Regions from separate parts of the Mus musculus genome. Here region 1 is linked to region 2. Evidence: chromatin loops called from intact Hi-C (ENCODE). Cell type or tissue: left cerebral cortex. All regions are shown on one strand. Each heading gives the region's core, and the rest is flanking DNA. Links, peaks and the distances in the headings are about the cores only. Region 1 has its middle 37 kb from the start of Gm40299. Region 2 overlaps Kcnip4 (Kv channel interacting protein 4).

The links. Hi-C counts contacts between places; a loop is a spot of excess contacts. Peaks named below come from ENCODE experiments on the same cell type or tissue, not always from the same donor. Only the 100,000 strongest peaks of a DNase experiment are listed, where the experiment ranks them.
Region 1: a loop joins it to region 2, with 2.4 times the contacts of the local background. A loop is called at or near these places in 2 of 42 quality-filtered maps.

Annotation. Positions count from the first base shown.
Region 1 is chr5:49,636,105-49,645,610 of GRCm38, reverse strand. No RefSeq gene overlaps it. Among named protein-coding and RNA genes, the nearest start is that of Gm40299, 37 kb to the right of the region's middle. In left cerebral cortex, for the core only: no CTCF peak of the experiment used is centred there; a DNase peak (open chromatin) is centred at 5,717.
Region 2 is chr5:49,366,830-49,376,335 of GRCm38, reverse strand. All of the region lies in intron 1 of Kcnip4 (Kv channel interacting protein 4), which reads left to right. Among named protein-coding and RNA genes, the nearest start is that of Kcnip4, 150 kb to the left of the region's middle. In left cerebral cortex, for the core only: a CTCF peak has its summit at 5,470 (motif pointing left); a DNase peak (open chromatin) is centred at 5,452.

The DNA of each region.
Region 1 (9,506 bases), core at 4,171-6,670, 270 kb before region 2:
TTGGGTTATGTAATTTCTTCCTATTAGTTTTTTGTGTTGTTAGTTTATTTTAGACACTAGTCCTGTTTAATTTTTGAGTTTGGTTTGTTAGCTATCTTGCTCCCTGTCACTTCGTGAAAACTGAGGTGGCTCAGAAGATGGAGGGTGACTAACTGCAGGCCAATGACGGCTTTATATCTGAAATCATCTTCTTTTTATAGAATGCCTATGTTTAGATACATATTATTGTTTTTGTTTTATTTATCCTAGACTGGCATGAAATTTACTACATAGCTGAGGCTGTACTTGAAGGTGTAATCTTCCTGCCTTCACTTCTCCAATGACTAGATTATGGGTGTTTACTACCCTGTCAACTATGGAATGTATAGAGTCACCTTGTTCTTTGTGTCGTGCTTCTCAGTGATAGTCTGTTTAGAGCTTGGATTTGACTTCTGTGTGTGGTACTCTTATAATTCTTCTACTTCAAATTATTCATGTGTCTCTTAGAGTGACAAGAGAAGCAATGGAGTCAGGCAGGGTAAGGACAAAGTTGATACACAGATTGAAGCAGGAGAGAGTCTGTCCCTAAGAGAATGGATCTCTTGAGAAACTACTCTTTCCAATCCCTGGAATTATAATGTTAATTTGCATTTGGAAGATTCTTGACATTGCAAGACCACAGGTACCGCAACCTGCTAAGCAGAAAGAAAGAGCCATTCTTAGTCACTTGTAACTGAAAGCTTTTAGCAATCCAGTAAATTAAGTTTCACTTTCTTCCAGACACAAGATGAGTATGTAGAACTGGCTAGTGTCCTGGCTGTCTGTGGTGTTGAATGCTCTATTTCACTCCGAATGATGATGAAAGTTTAAAAGTCTGGAAAACAACCAAGTTTACTCCTAGTGCTAAACTCTATGCCCCAAACCATCTTTCTAGTTTGCAGAATTCATGACATGCTTATACCTTAGCTTGAGAAAACATTCTCACAAGTATTTTCTTTACAAGAGTGCATTGTTTAATGTTTTTATGAAACCTTATAATGTAAGTGAGTTCTTCACCAGATATTGTAGATAACTGTGAGATGTCCTACAGTACTGAGGTTCTCTGATAAATACACCAAATGCATTTCTACTTTGGGGACACAATGTACTGATTGCAAGTTAATCTCTCCTCTATAATCAATCATTATTCTTCTCATAACAATTATAATGGACAATAAGAGAGCGAGTTATTCTTTTATCTTTCTTGATTGTTTCTTTTTATTTTGTGTGCATAGAATTTTCTAGCTAATTTTTCTGTATTCATGGAATGTTAGATAAACTGAAAGCTATATAAATTACAAGTCAATAAAATCCGAATTAAATATAAGAGACTGTCAGTAGGATAAGGAGAATAACAATGCTGAGCCATTCTAAGACTCTTGTTATTTACCTAGTGACTTCTTTCTTGAAATGTGAATTTGCAATATACATATATTGCTGTGTGCTGCATGTGCATACCTGTTCTTTTGTGTGAGTTTGGTACAGGCATGGGCATATGTACATATGTGTAGATAGATGTGTATGCTCTACTGTTGTAGGATATAGTGGAAGGGACATAGTTATCTGTTGAATAAGCTTTGAGTAAATATTAACTATTGTCTGCTTAGAACTGTCAGATTTCTAGTTTGTCTTTAACCCCATTTTCTCTTAGCTGAGTATGAATAAAATAATTTATTTTATAACCCCTAGAACAATTTCATATAGATACATATAAAATAGTAAATTTATATACATAGTAAAATGTTGGCATATATTTTTCACAACCTACTTTAGCAAGGGTTCAACCTCCCCTTTAGCTCCCCAACCACCAGAAGTAGTGGAAAGGAAAGGTTACTAAGACACAGGGGAAGTGGACCTGTTTAAAAATAGTTATTTGGGGTAATCCTAGTCTTTGTTGTTCTCAGTCTAGTCCACTAACACCAAAAGTGAATCAGCAGCTGCACACCAGTCCATTAGGCAGACAACACACATGAACCAGCAAGGACAGTGCAATCCAGAAGGAACCTCAAGGCTTGCCAACTGCCCAAGTCTGCAAAAGTGGCAAGAGGCCGTAGGAACCACATAAGAAGTTCTTTGTCGAGTTTCTCTCTATGAAGTCACCACAGGCGAAACTCAGCAATGCAGAGCAAGGCAAACCAATACTCAAGCTCTCACTGTCTATGGGGTCATATTTATAGTCTTTCCAAACATCGTGCGTCCTTTCATTTGTTTGCTATAGCAAAACATCCTTTCTCCTGTGTGCCTCAGCAAAATATCATTTAACATAACTGACTTTCCAAAGAAACCAAAAGTTTTCATTTCAGTTCAGACTTCATTTTGTTCCATTGTCAAACTCTGATACAAAATATATTGAGTTTAAACAAACAAACAACCCTTTTAGTATAAGTAAAAGTCATTAACAGTTCTTTTGTTAATTATTTCTACCAGTAATCTTCTCTGCACTTGTTAGTCCAAAAAATTCATGGCCTATATAGCACATCTCTTCTTATAAGCAATAGTGATCATCTTTAGCCCTGAGCTTAGATGCAGCTTCTGAATATTTCTACACATAGTGCTAGCCCCTCCTATCAATCTGCCTGGATTATAAAATGAAGCTCAAATCTCTGATTGAACATTAGCATGATGTTTTTTTTTAAAAATCATACATATACATACACATACACATACACATACACATACACATACACATACACATACACATACACATACACATATACATATACATATACATTTACACAGCAATGGAAGCAGGTAGATCAAGAACAAAGCAGGCACTGTTCCTCTAATATGTCAGTGGGTAGTAATGAAATGCACTTGTGGAAATTTACTCAGGATCAGAATTGTCTGTTAGCAGAAGGATCACAGTGCAGGTCTGATGAGCATTACTCATGACTGCAGCCAACATCCATGGTCACAATGCCAAAAAAATAAGCTTACTCAGCCCAACCACAAGTGCCAAACCCATCAGCTATTGTCAGCAGCACTAGGCCTGAACAGCAATCTGTAGTCTTCGTGTTTCCCTAGCAGTGAGGATGTCTTTTCTGTTCTCTAATCCTGAAATGCATGGTTCATTCTATTGTTCGATCTAGTAAACATGTGCTAAGCACATGTTGTATGTCAATATACTAGTTATTCTTGCTAGATACAGGAGGAGTCCCCAAACCTCCTGGGAGCTTAAAAGGAAGTAATGGCAAACAAATACCAGCATATCAGTATCTCTATGCCTGCCATCCATTCGTTCATTCATTGGTGCATTTCCTTTCAACATTCATTAATTTATCTAGGTGGTCTTATTTATAAATTTATTGGACTTAAAATTCTAAATCTTATATGTTAGCATCAAGTAATATGGGAAAGCTGAAAACACACCATCTACCTTAACATATCCCCTTTAAAGTATCATTTCCTATATAAGCAGCATGTAGGTTTAAATATATCTTTCCTCATATAAATTAAATATATATATATATATATACATATGCTATACACATGTCATATATATATATATATATATATATATATATATATATATATATATATTATATGTGTCTATGTCACAATGAAAGCAGAAGCAGCAGGGCATTATTTATAAATGGGAAGAAGCAGACCAGAAAGAAGTGAGGTAGGACCAGGAAAGCAAATGAAAGAAGGCTAAGGGAAGAAGAGAAAAGTTTAATGAATATATATATGACAATGCCATGATGAAACCCATTATTTTAGCAACTAAAAATATTAATAAAGTAGACTCCAAAAAATAGTCATTCCTGAAGGCTAAACTGATTCTAGGATTTGCAGTGTGCCTCTGCACCTCTGTAGCTCATTCTGTTGGAATAATCTTCAAATTTATTCGGCAAGCCTATTAGTTCCGGAGAGTGAGCTAAGCACTGAGGAGACAGAGGGAAACAAAATCTATGACCGCCTGAGCAGCTCATGGGCCACGGAGGTAAGAGTCATGTAAATAAGTAGTTGGCACAATTGGGCAGCACTGGGATGTCAAGGCATTTGCGTTGCTAGGGGACGGATGAGCAGATACACACTAGATGAAAAGGCAGAATGAAGATGTCCTAGGAACAAGATATCAGGAGGCAAAATCAAGTTGGCAAGTTCAGCAGGGAAGTGAGGAGAGCCTTCCATGATCGCGGAATGTGTTTGAAGGCGAGATGAAAGGAGGGGGCAAAGCGGGAGTGGCACTGTAGCTCAAATAGAGAGGCCGAAGTTCGTGTTCACACTTAGTCAAGTGCATTAGGCAATGTTTTAGCACTGTGGAAAAAGCCCTTGAGAACATTAACTTCAAAGGAAAAAATCTTTGCTCTGATTCACAGCTTTTGAGGTTTTAGCTGAGGACCCCTTTTTCCCAGTGATGCTGGCTTGTAACAACATAGTACTTTATGGCACGAGAGAGAGAGAGAGAGAGAGAGAGAGAGAGAGAGAGAGAGAGAGAGAGAGAGAGAGAGAGAGAGAGAGAGAGATAGGGACGCTGTGCGCCTCATAGCGGCCAGGAAACAACAGAGCAAACAAGCGATGGCTGGGGTCTAGGCTTTCAAGGACATGCTCCCAGTGACTTAACTTCCTCCCATTTGTCCCTACCTATTAAAGCTTTTACCCCTTTAATAGCAACATTGTCCAGAGACCAAGCCTTCAACATAGGGCCTTTGAGGAACTTTCAAGTCTAAATCACAACACTGAGGATCCCGCTCAGACACTCAAGGACAGGGATGCCATAGTGACCAGCACTGGAGTGTTTCAGCCATCTGTGCCAAGGCTCCCCACAGAGGCTCCTGTTCCTGCTATGATCCCTATTTTTGTAGTTTGAGACTTTAATAAGATTAAATAGCTTAGGTTTTACTATATGTGAAAGTTGCCTCCGGAGCCAGAATACAAGGTTTTACACAGAAACTCTGATCCTGTGGAATTTAATAGGGAAAAAAGACCAGAAATGAGATGTTTTAAGAGGGACTTGTAATATTTCAGGCAGAGGACAAAGAGCGATGCCCCAGAGTAGTTAGTGTCTGCGAGGAGACTGAAACTATTGTGCAGTGTGTTTCGTGGGCTTTTTATTTCACCTTAGAAAGAACCGAAGGATCTCATGCTCCTTACTTCAAATTTACTGTATTTAAAGAAGTACAAATTATATTACACCCGGCCAATCTGACCACCGACTTGGCTCTCTTCAAATAGAGCATTCAAGAATAAAAATTCTTTAAACACAAGTAAAATCTAAGCAAACACATTGAAATAAGTGAATGCTACCTTTCAAATCGTCCTGAGTTACTGCCCTGTTGAGATGGATGGTCGAGTGGGAGCTTCGGCAATCTTTTTTTTTTCCTTTTCTTCCATTCAGCGGCCACTTTTAAAGAATCTACTTTATACTGGGCTCCAGGCAATAGCAATATAAATGATGGGCGTGCAGTCATTTGACTACAGTTTGGCAAAGGACAAAAGGAGACTCTTTTGTGTAAGGATATGAGCCCTGAGGGTTACTATGAAAATCGCAGTTAATAACCGTTCATTTTAGAGTAGCTAGGTGTGATTTTGAAGATGTTTGCCATGTCATTCTAGTACCTTTTTCCTACTTCCTATTCTCAGCAATGTTAGTACTAGAAAGAAGGCGCTCATGATGTGTTTTGCACATCTATCAAAGAACAGATTGTAGCAAGAGACTGCCTCAGTGACAATAGCTTTGATTAACACCTATCAAAATAGAACCATCATGGGCTCACTTAAGCGCTTGTCAAAGCACCCAATCTGCTCCTGAGTTGGAAGCCAGATGCCTCTATCCCCACACTTCACACTTGCTGAGAGGGCAGCTGCCATTCCTACCCTCAGCCATGAGTGTCCTCATCTAAGGATCAGGCCTATTCCAGTTTGAGGATCCAGGGTACAGATATCTACGACAGGTGATTCTGACAAGCTTTCCTTATCTACGGTGAAAATCTGAACCAGTGACAATGACTATTCTACAGCATCCCGTGACAGCTGTCCCGCAGCCTCTGCTTTTGGCCTTGGACTCATTACCAAGATTCACGTTCACAAACACTGTCATTGAAACTACGTTCAGGTGCCTGGCTCAATGCTTCTGTTTCATGTCAGGTTTGACTCTCAGAAGGCAAACAGCAAGTTCACGGTGAGAATGACAACCCTCTCATCTCTGAATCTGCTTGTGATTTTCCTCAATTAAACCACGGGATTTGGGGCAATTTCCTGTGACATCATCACCGGGGCCCCTCATTATCTGGAAACTTTCCTTCTTGATTCATTCCAGTTCATCAATATCGCTCATTACAGTGTGATACTAAGGTTTTAATTGAATGCTCTAACCATGCTGAAGGAGGTTTGACCAGTAAAATTATGTAGTAGTATTATTTGCCTTTTTTTTTGTAATTGGTAATATATAATGTACACTACCTTTTGTTTTCATCTGACAGCTATACTATAATTTATAATAAAGAAAATAAGTCTGAGAACTTTGCCTTTTGTTTACTTTAAGAATGCTCTTTCCTTGGGTATGCACCAGGCTCTGTCCATACTTTAGTCTGTCATGATGTCAGCTTTTCTAACACTTCCACTGAAATCACATCCTTTCTTCTTCCTCCTATCACATTCCTTTAGTATTTCTCTTGTAACTCTCACCATCTGAAGATTAGTTTTTTTAAAGGTATAAAACAAAAATACCCTCTCTCCAAGGCAAAGGATTGTTCTGCTCTCTGTTGCATCTCTCCGTCACATGGAACATAGAAGGCAGAGGTAGAACTGAGTCATGACTGGCCACGTGATGGGTTGCAGGCTCTATAAGCAGTTCCTGGGACAAGCTGCTAGCTAAGATTTTTGCCTCTTGTCCCTAGACAATTAGTTGATCTGTATACCTCTCAAAGTAATGATCGAGTACAACAGAAATGAGAAAATAAATTCTGCAAAAATAAACAGCCAACCAAAACAAGCTGATATCTCGTTAAGTTCTTGCTGTGTCCATAATTATTTCCTTGGCACTGAAACTAGTTTCATTAAATGACATGAAATATAGAGTACAGCTAAGTGGTATTATAAATACATACATTTAAATTATAACAGTGTGGCATTTTCAGTTGTTAGAAAGAGGATATTTTTACTCTGCTGGGAAGAGTGTGAACTAACATGCTTCTGGAAGTTGAATTAATTATTATTTACCAAGCAAAGGAAAGCAATCACAAGTAACCATCTCTTGGTCTGATGTAGTCACAGCTTTTGACCTTTATGCCCCAGGACAGATCAAGGACAAGCTCCCTTCCTCTACTTCTCTGTTATCCTGTGCTTCCCGTGCCATTGAACTTCTGTTGTGTGAAACTTGAGTCTGTAACAGACACAGAAGCCACCTCTCTCTATATATGTGGCAAGTACATATTGTAGTATTTACATGAATAGTTAAAACATTTGGAACAGCATGTGCTGAACACAAAAGAACGTGCACCACATCTTTCTAAGGGTTTCTTCGTTCTTTATTTTAATAGAGATCAATGGAGAGGATATGAACTTGGTAGAACCAAAGGAATGAAGAAGGATGAAAACTGTAAGATAAATTTAAATGCAAAGGAAAGCTGGTAGCTACAAAAGGTTCAACCAAAAGAATGTACTCAGCCTAAGCCACTCTTCCCCCACCCTCCTCGGTTGGTTTTTCCCAACTGCTGCCTGCAACTGCTGTGGACTAGGGTAAGGTGAATTTTGATCTGCACCTTCATATTAGATTATGCTCAAGTTAGTGATAGTGATAGTGATTTTGATAAGAATCAATAACACAGACTTTTAAGTATAAAATTCTGCTAATGAAGGTCAAAGAGTTTATACATTTTTCTTAAGGCTTTAAATATTTTTTTAAGTTGATTTTTTGGGAATCTCACATCATGCACCCCACTCATACTCACCTCCCAATTTTTTCATGTCTGCCCCCTCTCCCACCCTCATCCCCTATTCCCAAAAAGAAAAAAAAAAAAGCAGGTACATTTTATGTTGTTTGTATATTCACTGGAGCATGGTCAAATTTCTAGTGTCCAGCATCTCACCCATCCCCCATCCCCTGCAACCAAGAGAGGATAGACTTCTTCTACCTGTACCCATACCAGAAGACATCAACTGAGGAGAGCCATTCGTTCTTTAACAGCTATGACACCATAGCCACTTCTTTCAGTCCTACCCTTTGAAGAAACAGAACAAACACCAGCTGAGTAGATTCACCTGATTTGTTATCTCCCATCTTCTCTGCAGGTTTGCATAAAACCTGCTTCATAATACTTGATTAGTTGTCTATAGGTATCCATGGGCTTATAGGGGCTGAAAACTCCAAGAAGGCTACCTAGGAATGGTTTAGTTTTATACCGTCTAGTTTCTTATCTCTCACTGGGCCAGCATAAGACTGTTGTCAAGGAAACGCCTGGGACACATGAGATGTCCAGAAGCACAGTGACAATCTATAACAACTTCACGTGCATCATCTGTTGCTGTCTTAAGGTCTAAGCAAGTCAAACTGATCTGCTTATAGACACTTTACAAAACTCAGGGATCTAGAAAGATGTGAAAATTGGATACCCTTGAGTTCTCCCAGTTATTTTCTTTATAGGAAAGTGTCTCTCACAAAGTCTCAGGTACCTTGGAAATCCTACTGGTTATTAGGGTCTCTGACTTGATTAGGAATGTGAACCTTGACGGCTTGAGCACACATAAACCTGAAAGCAGAGTGATTGTTTGAAGTGCCATGGAGATTTATGACTCCATGAGAAGATACCTGGAAATGAGATTTTCTTACTGCGGGAGATGGACAAGATTGATGTACAGCATTATACTAGGAGCTCATTATGGCCCAAGGTCAATGCTTCATTATAAGTTTGTGCAAATACTAGAGGTTTTTAATGCTCTTATTTGCTATTAAATGCTAGTTTCCTATGTGATATGGATGAAATTTATATTTTTATTTCACTATATTGGAAGATAAAAAAATCAAGACATAGCAGCTTTAAAATGCCATCAAATGTATTCTTTCACTTTGTTTAAATTGTTATGTGTATCTCTCAACAGTGGGCAACAGCTGCTAAAAATATATCTTGTATAAATAAATGTAGGGTTCTATGGAGCATGAAAGGAAACAAAACAGAGATATATAAATAAAGTGTCTGAAAAGCAATATGTTTGGGAAATCCAGAGGATAGATGTTAGCAAAATAGATGTTTAAATTTTCCACTAGTCCAAAAACAAACTAGTAATATACTTGGTGGGTGTGTGCATGTGTGTGCATGTGTATGTGTATATGTGTGTATGTGTATGAGTGTGTAATAAAAATGTCCTTGAGATTTTGTTATTGGAACATTGTTGATAGGAAAGACAATGAGTGACTAATTCACCAGGTCCTCTGGGACACAAAGAACTGCATTAATCTAGCCTTTCATCTTACATTTGTTGTCATGGTTATTCATACAGGAAATAAAGAGTTCTTTCTTTCCATGTGAACAAGATGATGATAACTA
Region 2 (9,506 bases), core at 4,098-6,597:
AAGGACAAATAAATAGTGAAAATACTTCTTTCTGAACTTCCATGTTTGTGTAAATTTGATCACCATTGCCATCTTGATAACGTAGTCTAAAACCATTGGTACAAAACCACATAGTGTGGAGTACAGACTGCATCACTGATGAAGGAAAGATTCTCACAAGGAAAAGACTCTGAAACTTTGGAAAAGGAGTCTTCTTCCTGGGACCCCTAGCTGGGATCCAAAATCCAGACTTTTCTGTCTCCTCTGCATGGTCATTTGCTTTTCAGTTTTTCTCGTAAGCAATCAGAAATGATTGGGGAATATTCCTTACAACACATTGATTGATACAGGAGATTCTTCAGTATTCATGACAACACACTTGTCCAGACTGTACCTGGATCTCAGGATGCATAAATCAGCATGTGAATACACAGAGCACAAGACCAGCCACCAAGAGTGTGATCAAGTAGTATAGAAAACTGAAGGACAAGCTCAACCATAGGCAGCATGCAAATGAAGAGACAGATCTAGGCTTCAGGTAAATGGAGTCACAAAAGGCTGGTTTCCTCCATGGGGTGTGTTGTGCTGACTGCTGGTAGAGCAATTGTGTATGTCTTTGCGTGGGCCAGCAGGATTTACTTTTTCCTTAATGTCTGAAAATACCATCAAAGAGTAAATCATCAGAACTCCCAAATTCAGAAGTTGTTCTTCAGTTCTCTTCCAAGGGCTGGAAGCTGAGGTCTTTGAATGGCTCCTCATACAGTATCGAGTCTTCAATTCCCCTTGCATGTTACACAAATACCAAATACTTTCTATTCTTTTAAAATTATGTTAGAGTCAAAAGTTCACCAGCTTACTAGAAGAGATTTGGCAACACAGCCTCCTCTTTCTACCAGCACTTGGGGTCAGGCTTCTTTTAATTCTTCAATTCACAAAACTAGTAGCAATGTCAAAGTTTATATAAAAAAAAATCAAAAGTACAATCTTTAATAAATACTTGGAGAAGTTCTTTGCTATACCTTCATATATAAGAGCAAACTGCTTGGCGTTATCCTTAGGTTCAATCCTTGCTCTGACATGGACTGGTACCCAGAGCCTGGGGAATTATTATCAGCTCTCTGGACACCATTTAGTCCACCTGTAAAAGAGGAACGGTATCAGTGATTTTATCATTAGATTGTACATACTGAGGAATCCCATTTGTCAAAAAGCACCTAGCACAGTGCTTAGAAAGAATACTGCAAATATCGCTTTTTAGTATTCTGAACGGTTATCTTTAAAGCATCAAATGAGCTACTCTTGCCTTATTTATGCCAAAAATACAATGGATGAAATTAGAGAGATACTTTTTTACAGGCAGGGCTGGTATATAAAATCAATTTTTCTTCTACCAAAATGTCAGTGTACACTCAACTAATTAAAAATCCTTGATAATACAATCAAATATGATTGGAATGGGATTTTTATCAGGTGTGGGGGAAAAAGTATTGACAGACCAAATTACTAGACGCAATATTGTTAGTAGTCTTTAACTTTATTTAAAAATAGGTCCCTCTCTTTTTTTCCAAGGGGTGTGAAAATTTAATTATCTAGAAATTGATTCTTGTCAGCCAGAACTCTACGTTTCTCATGAAAATTCTGCTGTTGCTTACTTTTTTTACCAAACACATTTATGAGTTTGCTCTCTGTTTGTTCTTCTTAATGGGAACATGTTCAAAGTGGTAGTAGTGTCAGCTGATGTATATGAGCTTTTTTTTGGTACAGGGAGAAAAAGGGATGGAATCATATAAAGAACAATATCTTTCTGGCTTTTTTTTTTCTCTCTATGAATTCTGGGTATTTGGTAATCAGTCCATTTAAACACTTTCTGGGGAAATTAAAAGCAGGAGCTGCCATCTTCTACAACCTAAAAGATTTCAGTAACTGTTGAGAGGGGGCTCCCCTTCACTTGCAAACTAAGTTGCTTCCAAAGTTCCCAAGACTCTTTTCTTGATCTCACTACTTGAATGATACTTTCAAAGAATAACGCTTTGAGTGTTAGTTCCAGTCTTAAGTATAATCAATAGCTATATCCAAATCTCGTAAGTACAGATAGATCTCATTCAGGGGTATGTATACAAGTTTGTACTTAATATTGAAGCATTGGAAGTTAACACAGGTATGTGGTGTATGCACATACATTTTACACATTAAAGTCCACTGTGCTAGTTAGGCGATTCCAGAGCCCAACATGGTACGGAAGGGTTGCAGCAAGAGGCAGGAAAGCATAGCTGCTGGTGAAGAGGCAAAGAGCTCACATCTTGAATCACAAGCAGGAAGAGAGAGACTATACTCTATTCATAATGGCTTGAAGCTTTGCAACCTCAAATCCTACCCCAGTGACATACTTCCTCCAGTACGACCTTGCCCAAATTGTGCCTCCAACTGACAAGTATTGAAGTGCCTGAAATTATGGGGACATCACATTCAAACCACTACTTGTACCATCTTAAAGAGAGCAGGAAATGGAAAGGAGAATTGCAGCTACATGATATATTTGATGCACTAGAGTAGGGGAATCTGTAAATACCCCTTCTATAATAAGCTCCACATGTACAATTCTTCATTACTCCTTGGTCCCTTTGGTGTCATACACAATGATATGAGGAAGGATGATAAAACCTTTCCACAGAGCTCATCATAAAAAATTAACAGCTGCTCTCCCAAATCCTTTCTTGTTAACTGTTGTTTCTTCAGAAACAACAGAAACTTTGGCCTCAGTGACTTTATGTTTTGTCATAATGTCATGGTCTGCGGTCCTTCCTCATAGGCTAAGACTGCAGGACTCCTATAAAGGTACTCCTTGAATGTCCAACATTTACAGTTTGCAATGGGATTACCTCTAGATAAGTCTATTCTAGGATGAAAATATTCAACTGAAAAATCCAGTTACTATCTCTAGTGTACTGGATATCATAGGTTAGTAATACAATGTATCACATGGTCTGAGTTGCCTCTCATCAGGACCTTGTACAGCTTGGGAATTGTGAGTTGCCACTGCTGCTGCCTGACACCACCACGGAGGTATACCACATATGACTAAATCAAGAAAAGTCACAAATGGAAAATTCAAAATATGGTTTCCAGCAAATGCTAATGCTTTTATAATAACATAAACTTGAAAAATTCCACGTACCTCTCAGGTCCTTGTAAGAAATTCATTCTAGGGATAGCAGAATGTCTCAGCATGTAATAGCACTTGGTACATAGGCATGAAGAACTGAGTTCAAACCATCAGAACCTATATAAAAATCCAGTTATGTTCACTATCACCCAGTGCTGTGGAGAAATGGCTGGCAGAGAAGTGCATGACAGAAGACAGCTGGAGCTTGCCCCCTGCCAGCCCATCTTCAGGGCCAGGTGTGGTGAAAGACCCTCTCCAAAGAAAGTAAAGCAGGCAGTGACAGAAAGGAGCAGGGCACCCAAACCCTTCCTCTCATTTCCTTGCACACATGGGTTTATATACCTACACAATACAGGTATACACACACACACACACACACACACACACACACACACACACACACACAAATAAAATATTTATTTTATCTACTGGATGTATTTTCATGATGCAATACACTTGATCAAAGAATGAACTGTCAAGTAGCTCATGAGTATATGGTGTATATTTGTGCATGGTACATTTAAGCAAACTCTAATATGCTCCAATTTATGTGAAGTTCTGACATTTCTGCCCCATGTAAGGTTGGGCTCAGGCCTGGAGAACAACCTGTATAGAGAGATTTTGATTGGCTAAATGGAATATAATATTTTTACACTGAGGATCAATTCAGGTAACATTTATTTTATTCCTTCCAATCTTTAGTTTTTGTGTTATAAATGTGTATCTCATTTTTTTCTCTGCTATTAAAAAGCTTCTCTTCATATAAAGAAGAATACCAAACGGATTCATGCCAGAATATTCCTTGAAGAAGAATAGACACTTTCTATGCTGAATTTATAAATTTCCATTTATATTTGGTGTAGATATTTTTTCCCAGAAACCCACTTTATGCTCATTAATTTTAAAGGTGCAGCAATCATGGGGGTTACCCTTCCCTCTGTCCAGTCTCACTGGCATTTGTTGATCAGTAGGAAAGATTTCTGCTTCAACACAGCAGACAGTGGCCTTCCTTCCTTCATCTTTTAAGTCCACACCTAAGGACTCTCAAAACCTCTCTCATATTTCAGCATTCGGAAGGATGTCTTTTAACAGCTCTCTAGGTTTGATATGTTTGAAGCACTTCAGGTGTAGAATGCCAGACACTGGGAATTAAAGAGTGAGGAAGAGAGAGAAGGCTCATGTGGTCCTGGATCTCCTGGCTAATGAGCAAAACAACATAAGGGAAGTGTAAAAGAAAATTCCAGGGTCAGAAAGCAATAAGCACCTTTGGAAAGCAGGAAGGGTTGCAGGATAATGGGTGCCTGGGGGTATTTGTTATCATTATGGACTTTATATTGCTTAGGGCAGTAAAGGCAAGTTACAACCTGCAACCTAGCTGAAGTAGTAGTAAACGTCCTTCAATCAGGCTGAGCAGGGCTTGGGTGTCTCATTCTCTAGAGGTTGTGGCCACAAGATGTCCATCCTTTTGCCAAAACAAAACAACTAACCAAACAACAACAACAACACAACAAACCTTATTCTGGTCTTGCTTTCTGAAATAAGCCCAGTTGTTAAAGGAAATGTGTATACCTTCCCATATTTTGGGCCATCTTTGCTCTTCTTCTACCACATCCATCTGTTCAATTCACCAGTAAACCACACACCATGCCTCAAATATTTGTCTCTCCCAGGTGCTTATATTGAAGGTCTAATTCCCAATATGAGGTTATATGGAGATTGGGGTCATTTGGGGAGGGGAGCTTAAGTTGAAGGTAGAGACAAATTATCACTATAATTGTTTACTTATAAAGGAGACCTCAAAGAGCGCCCCCCAGCCCCCTCTCGTTCTGCTGCTTGGAGGCACATCAGGAATCAACAGTCTGTAGTCCATAAAAGGGCTCTCACTAGAATCTAACACATCAGTTTCCTGATTTCAAAGGCCAGGCTTATTAAGACCCCATGGTCTAGGGAGTTCTCCTACAACAGCTGAAAGTAAGATGCCAAGAAACACAGCCACCTTCATGAGATACTTGAGGCACACACAAGCAAATGAAGAGCCAGCATGGTTCCAGCTGAGTGATTGCCAGAGGTCACCGTCTAAGTTGTAAGTTACCAAGACTGTGTTCTCTCTGAATGACATTTAGGTTTCTACTGTGACGAACAGGTGACTAGCATTTCTGTTTCGATGGTATTCTGAGACATAATGTTCCCATTTTTTTAAATACACAATTAGAATTCTTTTGACGATTATCTTCAAGAATGAAACAGGCTGTGCTGAAATATTGATGACTGTGCTTTGGTGATGAACTTGTACAATTTTTTAAGTTTGAGGATTATGCCCTCTTGTGGCCACTGAAGGTACTCTTTTCTTAGTATGTTTTGTATACACAAATGAAACTGTACTAACAAACAAAACTAAACAGACTCAGCAAGCATTGTCTATGTATTTATGCATATAAGCAAACAACAATAAAGAAAAAGAGGTTTTAAATTTGAGATGGTGTAGGGCTAAGGGGCATGGCAGGGGTTGAAGGGAGGAAAAGGGAAACACTATCATTATGTTTTAATTTAAACAAAATAAAATGAGAAACAAATGTACTTAAGAAAAACAATAATAAAAACTCTTGTCTTGGGTGTTCTTATTTTACTTTCATGTTAAGCAGAGGACAATAAATGATTACTATGTGAGTATTTGGTAAAATAAATTCCACTGCTAAATTATATCAAATTTCTTTATTTTCTACTATATTTAAAACTTGAGGGTGTTCCATAGGATGCCACAAAACTGGATAAATTATGGGAGAGTAGAGTATCTTTTAGTGGGTGCTTATAGGTATTTCTGGCATTGGTTAAATGTGTTTCTAATCTTTAAGTGCCTTGCAGATGCTTAAAGCTTTCTCGGAACTTCTCCTCGGGGATGCTCATGACACCCAATTCTAATACTTTCTCAGACCTTGCTGGATGCTCGATGCCATACCCAGGTGTCATTTCCCCTGAGGGAGCAGGGTGTCTGAATGCCCTACTGGCTATTTTCATTTTTTTCTGGCCTTTCATCCTCTCTTCCTATGGCTTAAATTTAGCCAAGGCCTAGGCTGTTTGAGGCTTCTTCCAAGTCTCCTTTCATTTGCACTTCCACGTAATGCCTTTGCCTGAAGCCTTTCTGGGAAATGACACACTGAGGTGGCTTTTGTGGCAGTTTCAAAACCACAGTAACATTTCTGCAATTTCCGATGACTACTGAGACCATCACTGTGAAGAGACCAACCAAATCTCATTTCAGGGCTCTCCTTCAAATCAATTTCTTTAAAGTCCAATATAAACAGAACCCAGGGTTCATTTTCACAAGTAGTTGTTGAGCCAGCAGCAATTGCCTTAGAAGTCATATTTAATTAGGAGGAATAGCAGGAAGTTTCCATAGAATCTTCACCCTTGGGTTTGTTTAAACCAGTGGTTCCCAGCCTCCCTAATACTATGACCCTTTAATACATTACTTCACAATGTGGTGACCCCCAACCATAAAATTTTTGTTGCTGCTTCGTAACTGTAATTTTGCTAGTTATGAATTGTAATGTAAACATGTGTTTTCTGATGGTCTTATGTGTCCCCAGAAAAAGGGTCATTTGGCTCCTCATCCAAAGGAGTCACAACCCACATGTTGGGAATCTCTGGTTTAAGCAGTTATCACGCCTTAGTTTTAGAATAAAACACTCTACATAAAGAGAAAAGAAACCTAGCTGATGCTGCTTTTAGGAAAATTAATGTAGAACTTTTTTTGCAATATCAATAAAAAATTTAAAAGGTTATGAACTAAACGTGAAAGATAATCAAACCCTTAACAACAATGTAATCTTAAACGTACAGCCATGTGTGGCTCACTTGATTTGTTGAGCCACGATAAGGAATCTTAGGATTTAGAGTTGTTGACATGGAGACCAGTTTGCCAACCAGCTTCAAAAATCTGTGTGTTCCTTCTGCCATCTAGTGTTCACGTTTCAGAAGACAAGCACAAAACTCAAAAAGTTTGCATTGTTGATAGGCATGGTTCTTCCGCAACTTCCTGTAGCCAGTGGTTGTCCAGGACAAATTCATTGTCCATATAATTGGCCTAATTTTAAGCCAGTATTGGAAACGGGACGTATCCTCAAAGGTAAAGAGCAGCATATGTACAATGCCAGATGGGATTGTTGAGTTTTCTGTTGGGATACACTGGATCCAAACTTACGGTTTGTTTACTCGCTGAAACCCTCCTCCATTGAACCTGACACAGCCAGTCATGTCTGGTTGTTTTCAATCTCTTGGATCTATTTTATATATCAAAGCAGACGTGGCCTCCAGGTTCTCCCAGCATCCCTCGGTTCCCGACCTGGCATACCCTACCTCCAAACTTGAACTTTCCAGCCCAGGGACTGGGCTGCCCTTCTCCAGCAGAAGTAACACAGATATTTGCTTGGTTTCCTCTCCCCCTTCCTCCTCCTCCACCTTCTCATATTTTCTTCTCTAGGTGTGCCCCCTGTTCCACCTCCCTATGGCGAGTGCCCTGGTTTCAATCCTTGGGGCCAGTGACCCCACTCAAGAGCAGCTTCCAAATAAATTTGTCTTTAATATGATGTAATCTGGCTTGAATTGGCTCATCTCACTGTGACAGAGAAATAACCTATCAATTTCTACTCGGGACAAGCACACTAGTGACTCTTCACTGAGGGTAGAAGGGAACCTCTAAACTGTAGCCCTGTGAGTCTGTGTTGTAATATTTAGTAGCCAGTGACTGGAAGCAAGAAAACATTCCATGTCCTAGCCTTGAGTAGACTGTACAGTAACAGATTTGAGTAGATCCACTTTAGTTAGTCGTTGAGAATATACAAGGGGCTCATATAGGTCATCCTGGGCCTAATTAGTGGTGACCTGTGTGTGCTTGACACTCTCGCCTGTGCTCACACTTGTTTAGAGACCAGAGAACAATCATGCATGAGTCTCTTCAGGCATAGTTCAACACATTTTTCCAGGCAGGGTTTCTCACTGGCCTATAACTCACTGGGTAGGCTAGGCTTACCACCAACCCTCAGGATCTCTTAACCTACCAAATGGCTTAGCTTAAAGCTTCCATCCCTATACCCAGATTATCTCCTACATTGTAAATGTCCTCTTTGGGTCACTCGCAGTTGGGTAAATATCTCTTAGTTGTGGCAAAATTGACAAGAATTAGTGATAATTTCTGACAATCACATTTAATTTTCCTCTGAGAAATCTGTAAAGGGGGCCACCATCACATCTGTGATTTGTTTTTTTCTTCTTGGTCATCTACTGGGCCACTGAAACAGAGGCTACTGATCTGAAAGAGCTGCCCAATGAGAGAGGGGATCCTTCCAGTCTTCTGGAGAGGTTATTTGCTCTGAGATTAATATAAATATCGATATGTTATTGGGATGGTAGAAGTTTGTAGTCCTGCCCATGGACTGTGAATGGCAGCATCGTGGCTTCCTACAGTTTGCTCAACAGCTGCAATGTTACTCCTTGGAGACATCTCGTCACTACTCATTCTGTCTTTGTCACTTGAAAAGACATATCTTTTGGAGTTCCTGAGGCTTGTTAGGTTTGCCCATGCTTCATTACAGGCTCTGAGGGAGATGCTGATTGTAAACCCTGGAAGTCCTGCCTAAGATCACTCTCATTGCTTTCGAAGTGAGTGAGTCTCAACATCAGACCCTGTGAGGATACAATATCCAAGTGGCTTCCATTCACCACTCATGCATCACCACTCAAGCCTCACCAAAGCCTAGCATCTTGGCATCTAATTGGTTGTGGTCTACTAGTTTTGTGGCAGAGATATGGTTTCTCTTCCAAGCCTTAGCAACAGTGTAGGTGGGAGCTAGAGGTCAGGTTTGCAGTTGCATCTTAGGCTCAAAGTTCATATTCCTGTGCTACCATTCTTCAGATACTGGAAGCTGCAGCCCTTCATGTATCAGTCCAAGAAGATGATAAAAAAAATCTAGATGTGAAAGTCACTATGCTCTTAGAACAGAATATGGCCCTAGCAGTCATTTGAGAAATGTTCTTAGTAGTCTCTGCATCACTGCATCATCACCAGTATTGCGATGATGACCAAATAGCACCAGTAATGCTATTTATTCAACAGAGGCTCCCTTCCTTTTTCAGAAGGGTATAGCCATGAGTGCTTTAACCCACACTTGATGCCCAGCAAATAATTGCTCACTCATCCCATGCTCTACCCCAGAAGAAGCTCTGAGCTCTCTCTTCCCCAAGACAGTGACACTGAGGAGAGGAGACAGTGCAGCATGGGTTGGCAGAGCTTCAGAGAATGTACTGCACCATAAACCTTTTTGAAATATTAAGAATGATACTACAGGAGCTAGAACGCCTATCATAC